Linked DNA regions of Homo sapiens: region 2 is linked to region 1. A link is a contact called in ENCODE Hi-C data. All regions are on one chromosome and are shown on one strand. The core of a region is the stretch at or near the end of the contact, and the rest is flanking DNA. Distances in the headings are between cores, read along the strand shown. Region 1 holds the start of RGS1 (regulator of G protein signaling 1). Region 2 overlaps RGS2-AS1 (RSG2 antisense RNA 1).

Region 1 (4,425 bases), core at 53-2,552:
CATAATGATCTATGAAAATACCTAATTGTCTTGGCAAATTTGTCTAAAAGGAGTTGGCAGAATTGAGTGCTAAGTCAGCATTATTAAGAGGCATACTATGCTGAAGTTATCAGTAACTACAGACAAACTAGAATACAACCTTTTGCATACTATCCTACCCAGAATACTATATTTAGTGAAGCCATTCAATTTTTTAGAGTATTTAGCTGAACCCAGAAACATTCAATAGTTATACTTACTTTGGTTGGCAAGAAGTTTTTCCAGAGATTGAGACCATTGCATTACTTCAGCAGCAGAAAGTCTGCAGGGGACAAAATGTACATACATTAGTCAATTTTTAAAATGTAAGCACAAATGAAATAAGAATGGCTGTTACACTTTGATAACTTCACAAACTGAAACTGTAGTTCTAATAAATATGTTAAAATTTATTCACAAAATGCAAAACTTCCCTTAGAGTTACTATAGTTATGAAAAAAAAAACCTGCCAATAAAATTTGAAAAAATCCAAATAGATAAAGTCCAATATGTGTGTGTACACATTTGTATTCAATTTACATTGGTACTGATAGTCTAATTTTATTTGGCATGTTACTTAAAAGAAATGAAGTCTACTGTGCGCAGTATTTATCCCTTGCTGGGATATAGAGATAATGCATAGGCTTCTCTTGTAAATGATAATGATAGTTTAGTGTATTAGTGTACTTACACATCCTTGGACTTGGAAGATTTCATTCCAGATTCCAGATGTGGGATCATAGATCTCAGGTATGCTTTCATATCCATTCCACTACAAAAGACATAAAAGTGAATATTCATATTTCTTCAGAATTCATTTTATTTGTAAAAAGACATAGAATAAATTTCTCTAAGGAATAAGGCAATACTAAAAATGGTTGATACAACATTTTGCTATAGAACCCATTTTTATGAGCCTGTGTAGAGAAAAACTCCTACCCAATTTAATGCCATATCAAGATTTATTTTTTAATGCAGCTGAATATTACTTATTACTCACAACAGGCAATTAACTCCTCTGATCTGGCTAAACTAAATGCTCACACTCTCTTCCATTCATTCTCAATCCTTCTGCCATTAAAGATAACTTGTTAAAATTCACAAAGTGAGACTCTGAACAAACTTACAAAGTCTTTGGCCTCCTTTTTTGCATTTTGTCGTCTAGAAGTGAATGAGTGGTTCCTTTCAATTCCTTTGGGTTAGCAGAGAAGAACATTCCTGGCATTTTGTCTAACTTTGGAGTGGAGATGGCTGCTGCGCGCATGGTGCTCTTAGCAAATATGCGCTAGTCAACGTCTCTGCTGCTTTATATAGTAGAATGCAGACAGGCACTTGCTGTTTAAAGGAGTCTGTTTATCAAGTGATGTTACCACAGACACTGGAAGTTCCCCTTTTCTTGGTGTGCTGTGACGTGTATCTTGAAAAAAAAAAAGCATACAGTGGTGTCTTGTGGTTGAAACTTAACCAAACGAGAACAGGTCACTTGATTAGAAAGAAAGAAAATTAAACATACAGAGGTACACACACATATGTCACATGTCTAAAGCATTAACAGCATCAGTCTTTGGTTCTGGAGGATGTTTGTTTATTTTAAAAAAGTTGCATGTTTCAATAAACTGTTTCATTTGGCGTATTAATTTATCATATAGAAACTCACATAGAAATTCATCACATAGAGTTGTATCTTACTCCATGCTTTGGATAGTCCTTGACTATAAAATTCATCTGATCAAAATATTTTAAGAGTTCTCTTCTTTTCTGCAGGAAGCAGGGCAAAGTAAACAAATAATTTTTGTTTAATTATTTTGCACATATCTGATAGGAGGGAAAGTTATAAGAGGCTATCTTCACATTTTCCCACTCCAATTCTCATCCCTTATTTCCATGGCAGGAAATTTCCATGTTAATATTTTCCAAGGTGTGTGCTAGACATCGACTGGCAATACATAGGATGATTTTAAGGGGTGCATGGTTTTTAATATTATTTTCATATTTATTAAGAATATAACTAGTATATCAAACTTTGATTTTTGCATATTTTGCATATTAGGAAAAAATAAAGTTTAATTAAAACCAATCATAAATAAATAAATGTTTAATTGTATACAAATATGACATAATTTGTAAACATACTGATACCAAGGTCACAGTATCAGAGGAAAAACTGCTCAAGGTAAAATAAAAGTCTATTTGGATAGACCAATAATGTGTACTTCTTAGGTAATGATCTTTCACATTTTGGCAGTATCTCTGGAGAGATAACAGTTTTAGCTTTAATTGAGATTAAAGTTTAAAACACAAACAAAACTCAAGGAACTAGATGACTAATCATTTATAAGGATAGAGAAGTTAGTAAAATATAAGCTTTCAAAAGTTTATATAACAAGTGTGGCTTATTTATAGAGTACCCAGTTTAACTTAAGCCTCCTTGGATTTTACCCCTGGAAGGACAATACTTTCCTTTAAAAGGACAAAAAAGCATTTACTTAGTGAAGCTTCTGATGGTATTAGGTAAAGCTGATAAAAGGGAGGGGAGTATTAATTTTTCTGTTCTGGTTCTATCGTCAGGATAAAGAATATTTGAAGAAAACACATTTACAATATTATAAAATTCACTTATACACAGTCATTAATTTCATTATAATGAGCTCATTATATTGTATGTAACAAGCATCATTTTATGTTGGGAAGATAACATAAGGCATTAAGAAAGATAACTGGTGAGATGAGCTGGCCACTTTGGAAGTGACCCTAATGAGACCGATGAAACTCAAAGACAGATGACATAAAGGCATTTGGTTGTATACTTCCTGTGGTTCAGTCCATACTTAATTTCCTGTTAAAATCTTCAACATTGCTCATGTTTGTTGATCTAGTATCCTCTCACTCCTCTAAATAATTGTGAGTAAGTTATGTTAGAGTAAAATGATTTAAAAATTATTTTTAACAGCCCACTAGTATTATCATCCAAATATACTGACAGTTTCCAAAGAACAAGAGCAGCAGCAAAAATTATGGGGCCAAGTAAGTTTGGGAAATGTTGGACTCCTAACTTGTTAAAGAACTAAACCCTCTTTAGATAGGGAAAATAGTTTTTTGAAATAATGTGTTTTTTTGACACTATGTTAAGAAACTCTGGTCTGAGATCAAAATAAGTTTTTGCCTGTAGTGTATTTAGGAACTGCTCTGATGCTCCCAACATTTTGCTACCCCTATCCCAATATACATTTTGAAGCGCAAGCATTTACAACTGCATGCTTCCACACTTGAATAGAAATATAAACTCTTGAAAGAGGGAGTCCTTTCAAAATTCCTGTATCACAATTGGCTGATGAGGTCACCTTAGTCATGCAATAAAGCAGCTGCTCTCTCAGAGGCTGTTTGCTCATCCACCCAAAGTCTGTGTGTTCCAGAACAAGGCAAATTTGGTCAAGTTGTATCAGCAAGTGTGACAAGTGCATGGCAGGGCATTGAAAGTTCCCTATTAATTTTAAAGAGAGTGCCACTATCTGGCCCCTCTTTGTAAACTTCACTAAGAAAAGATAAACTGTCAAATTGTAACTTTATTGAATCAATGACTTTGGTTGAAATAGTAGAGGATTTCAAAAACGTCAGTAGAAGAAACAGTGGGTCTCACGATCTGGGTTTCAGTTTTCCCTCTTTGAAACTGTGCTAAAACATCTAGGTTTGAGTTTCTAGGAAAAGGAATACTTCATGTAGTCTTAGTGTTATCTTTTTTTTTAAAGAAAAATTAATGGACTTCATTTTTAGGGAAGTTTTAGGTTTACAGTAAAATTGAGTGGAAAGTACAGAGTTCCCACAACTCCCCACCTTTCACCTTGCCTCCAGCTCCACCTCCAGCACCATACCTCGTTAGTGTGAAATATTTGTTATAATTGATGAACCTACAGTGACACAGCATTATCATCTAAAATCTATAGTTTACATTAGAGTTCACTCTTGGTGCTGTACATTCCATGAGTTTGACAAATGTATCATGATATGTATCCATCATTATAGTACCATACAGAATACTTTTCCTTCCCTAAAAATCCCAGTGTTATATTTTAAAATACCTAGGAGATTGGTTCAGTAAGACATTTCAGATTATGGCTGTTGATATTGATAGGAAAAATAAGGAAAATTTTAATCTTTGCTGAACTGATTTGAATGGAAACATTTGGTTTCAATTACTCCAATTACTGGAATACTAATAGGGAGTGCTTTCCTTAAACCTGATGTTGTTTGAACTTTTAAAATGTTGCTAAAATCTTATTGTGGATATTAGAATTGTGAGACAAGGGGTAATGATGAGTATAATATTCTATTTTAAAATAAAAATGTATCCATACTGGAAAAGTCAGTGACGTGGAAAGATAGCTTGATCCATTGAAACAAAATGTTTCG
Region 2 (3,879 bases), core at 884-3,383, 360 kb before region 1:
AGTTCCTTTTTCACCTCCACATTTTCTCCTAGACCACTGGAATTTCCTCTAACTCTTTGATTGCTCGCTTGTTTTTATGTGTTTTGCCCTGCTTATTTTCCTTTTTCTGGCTAGTTTCAGCGTCTAGTGAAACTACACAACTGTAGTCCAGTAGTTCCCTGAACTTCAGCTTTAATGAACAAGAAAGTAAAAATACATTAGGGGACACCAACATGGGATTGCCAATTTCCTTTTTGTTTTGCTAATGAGAGACATTAAAAATAAATTTCAAAATACTGAATAAAGACTCAGAAGAGTGGGAGGGTGAGAGGGGGTGAGAGATGAGTAGATGGTGAGAGGAGGGAACCATGTACACTATTCAGGTGATGGTTATACTAAAAGCCCACTACACAGTCTATCCATGTAACAAAACTGTGCTCGTGCTCCTTAAATGTACACACATTAAAATAAAATACAGAATAGATTTAGTTTTATACAAAATTCCCTACATTGTTCTTATGTCTGTTATTTCCCCCTGGTCTGGTGAGAAATGTGTTATTGGCTGATCCCAGTCCGGAGCCCCACTTTGGATGTGCTGCTCTACTCCAAGAGAATTAGTCTAAAGGATCTAAAGCTTCAGGTTAAGAACAAAGAGTTAGTTCCCTATATCCTTTGTTCTATGATTACAAAAATTTACATAAAAACACTTTTAAAATTATGTGTTCTTTTTTGTTAAAGGAAATATAATCTTCAGTGACTCTTCATGATGTTGAAGGTGAAATCTCATTTGGAGATGATTACTTTTTCTTTTCTTTTTCTTTCTGTCTTTTTTTTTTTTTTTTTTGAGATGGGGTCTTACTCTGTTGCCTAGGCTGGAGTGCAGTGGTGTGATCACGGCTCACTGCAGCTTTGACCTCCCAGGCTAAAGTGATCCTCCTGCCTCAGCCTCCTGAGTAGCTAGGGCTACAGGTGTGTGCCACTACACTCAGCTAATTTAAAAAAAATTTTTTTTGTAGAGACAGAGGTGTCACTATGTTGCCCAGGTTAGTCTTGAACTCATTGACTCAAGCAATCCTCTTGCCTTGGCTTCCCAAAGTGCTGGGATTAACAAGAGTGAGCCACCATGCCCGGCTGGCTTACATTTTCATTATCTGGGCCCCATTTGCTGTTACAGCCTTTTGCTACCACTTACACTCCCTTCCATATGTGGGTCTCCATACACCCCTGTCTGAGGTCCAGTCCTACTGAATTGCCAGGCTCCTTTATGCTTTAACATGTGCTGTTTATTTTCTGAGGACTTTTCATTTAAAACCCAATTTAAAGACCAACTCCTTGAGGGAGCCTACCTGGGTACCTCCAGGTAGAGGCAGTGACTTCTTCCTCTGTGTTTTTCTAAAAGAGCTCCTTAAAGATAGAAACTATGTTCTTTGAGATTTTTGTTATGCAAATGTGCATTGCTCTAAAGTTAAAATGTATTAGGCAAAACTTACCCTAAATTTTGAAATTTTAATCTTTCTTTTAACATGATTAAAATCTTAGGCAAGACTCCTTTTGTACTGGCTTGTGTAGGCAAAAGAAAGCAGTATAGAGATTTATTCTCCCACTGGCATGAAAGCTGTGATTCTGACCACCTTCTACATCACTGTCTACCACCCCTACACCAGCTCTTAGAAGACAGAGTAACTACAGGCAAGTGTTTTGTTTGTTTAAGATAGCACACTACACGCTCAATATATCTATGTATATACATGAATAATGAAAAAAAATATCTGGATAGATACATACACACAGTCTCTACTCACACATACACACAGAAAAGTGAACAATGCTTATGGATATATATTTTCCTTTATTGTGAACAACTTTCCATGCCAATAAATGTACTTTTATTTCATTATTTTTCTGCTAGCTGCCTGGATGGCTATATTTTATTTAGATTTTTAATTCTTTGGAACAGTGTTCTAGAATAAATATTTGTCAAATGAAGGACAAAACATCTCCTCAGTGCTTTCATCTAAGCCTGATTTGAGACTCTAATGAGTCCAGAAGTGACCTTAACTGCAACCTCCAATAGGAAAACAGGAAGGAAAATGATAGAGAAGTGGTGGCAATGGAGTGACTCATTCTGTTTTTGTGTTTTTCCCCTCCTATCATAAAGTAAAAAACAGTAGCTGAAAAAAAGATGTGGTTTCACAAAACATCATCATCATTTCCTTACTAAAATGACAATGTAGCAACATATGATTATGAAAATTGACTTGGGTGCCCAGATTATATGCCCTTGACGCAGGATGCAACAGTTACTTTACCCAAAACATTACCTTTACTGAGGTATTAAGAATTCTGACATCATGTTCTGAAATAAAGTAATTGACAAAACAATAAATTGATTTGAGATTTGAATTGATTTGAGAAACTCTTTAAATATATGGATTGCATTATATGACTGGCAAGAGACATGCAATTGGGAAGGACCTACCCTCAGAGTGCCTAAGATTGGTGCCTAATGATGTTATGAGGCTCACCTGCCCAACACTAGGAAGGAAGAGAAGAACTTACAAACTTCTCTAAAAATCTTGACCTTGAACTATGGCCTCTCTCTGCTCCTGTCCTCCTTATGGACCTGACCACCTAGTGATTTGAGTAGGATGTGAAGGTGCCATGGCCCAAACCCCAAACCATCATCTATTGAATAAGGTCTGTTGTTGCCTAGAGGAACTCCCAACCACCATCTTCCCAGCCTTTGTAAAGGAGCCATTGTTCTAAATAGGGAGAGAAGCCCTTTACTTTACCTTTTCCTCCAACAGGCTTCAGGGAATAGCTGTGGTTCCTTAACGTTGTGAGTTGCCTAGTCAAGAGCCAGTCTCCCTTTTTCTTTGTTAGCGAAGCCCTGACTTCTCTTCCTGTGCCTCGAAGGTAAAACACTGCTCAGTTTTGGTAATACTTTTGTCTTATCAGAGACTGGTGTAAGGATGAGTATGTGATCTAGGTCTAGCTGATAAGAACTCAGCTGGAGAGCTTCTGGAAAAAATCTCTTCATTATTAAAAGGAGATGCAGGGATGAAACAGTCTCTTTTCTTACATAGGATGCTGTGGTACCTGGAGTGATGCCAGACTGCAGAGGCCACCTGGTGACATGAGGAGAGATTCAACTTAACATGGTGAGGATGGCAGAGTAGAGCTAAAGTGGAAAAAGCATTTCCCTGATGAATTTAAGAAGCTACTGAATAAATATGTCTGGAAGTACCTAACTCTGGACTAAGTGGCTTTATTTGGTTAAATTGAGATTCTACTTCTTGTAGCCAGAAGCAAACTTATTGTTTAATTCTCAATATTAAGAAGTCCTAATGATTCCTTCTGTTGCTTCTACCAAATCTGGTTTTAGAACTCCTGGGACACACATATTCTTTATCATATAGGAATCTTTACTAACACTATTCCATCTATGGAAAATAACTGTTTATTGCACTGCTATTTAATGAAAATATATTGATCCTTTTAATCTAGTCTAAATCCTATTACCTGAGATAGCCTTCCAACATTCCACCAGGCAAAATGACTTCCTTTAGTCTATGTATTGCACTTGGTTTGGATCAGCCTTTCTGCAGTTATCCTTTTTTGCTTTAATCTATATGTATACATTACTGAATCTCTTCAAGTAGATATAAACCTTCTTTAACACAGAAATGAAATAATTTTTTTCCAAATGATTTAAGGAATCATGCATCTTTTTTTCCCATCAAGATCTCTCCTACAGCCCTGGTACAGTACCTCTTAGCAGGCGCTCCTTACGATTTACCCAATTGGTCATGTGTGAAATGAAAAGGTTGAATTAAATGATATTGACAATCTCTTCTGACTATAAGATACAGTGATGATGTCTACACTGAAGTGAAACCA

The links. A loop is a pair of places that touch in the nucleus more often than their neighbours do. Pooled maps may share reads with other maps.
Region 2: a pooled map shows a loop between it and region 1 (6-fold over the local background). The contact joins the enhancer-like site here to the promoter of RGS1 in region 1. A Hi-C loop is called at or near these places in 4 of 50 pooled maps.

The regions. Positions count from the first base shown.
Region 1 is chr1:192,572,650-192,577,074 of GRCh38, reverse strand. It overlaps RGS1 (regulator of G protein signaling 1), which reads right to left and starts at 1,302. Exons shown (of 5, transcript NM_002922.4): 1 at 1,146-1,302; 2 at 710-790; 3 at 240-301. The coding sequence starts at 1,282. The region is part of intron 3 of LOC105371664 (a long non-coding RNA gene); the gene reads left to right. RefSeq lists an enhancer at 1,378-1,457.
Region 2 is chr1:192,935,090-192,938,968 of GRCh38, reverse strand. RGS2-AS1 (RSG2 antisense RNA 1) reads left to right here. Exons shown (of 3, transcript NR_126003.1): 2 at 1,549-1,668; 3 at 3,066-3,225. Among named protein-coding and RNA genes, the nearest start is that of RGS2-AS1, 11 kb to the left of the region's middle. Within about 2 kb of position 2,133, at least 2 of the 41 ENCODE cell types and tissues checked have a DNase peak (open chromatin) inside an H3K27ac peak, as active enhancers do.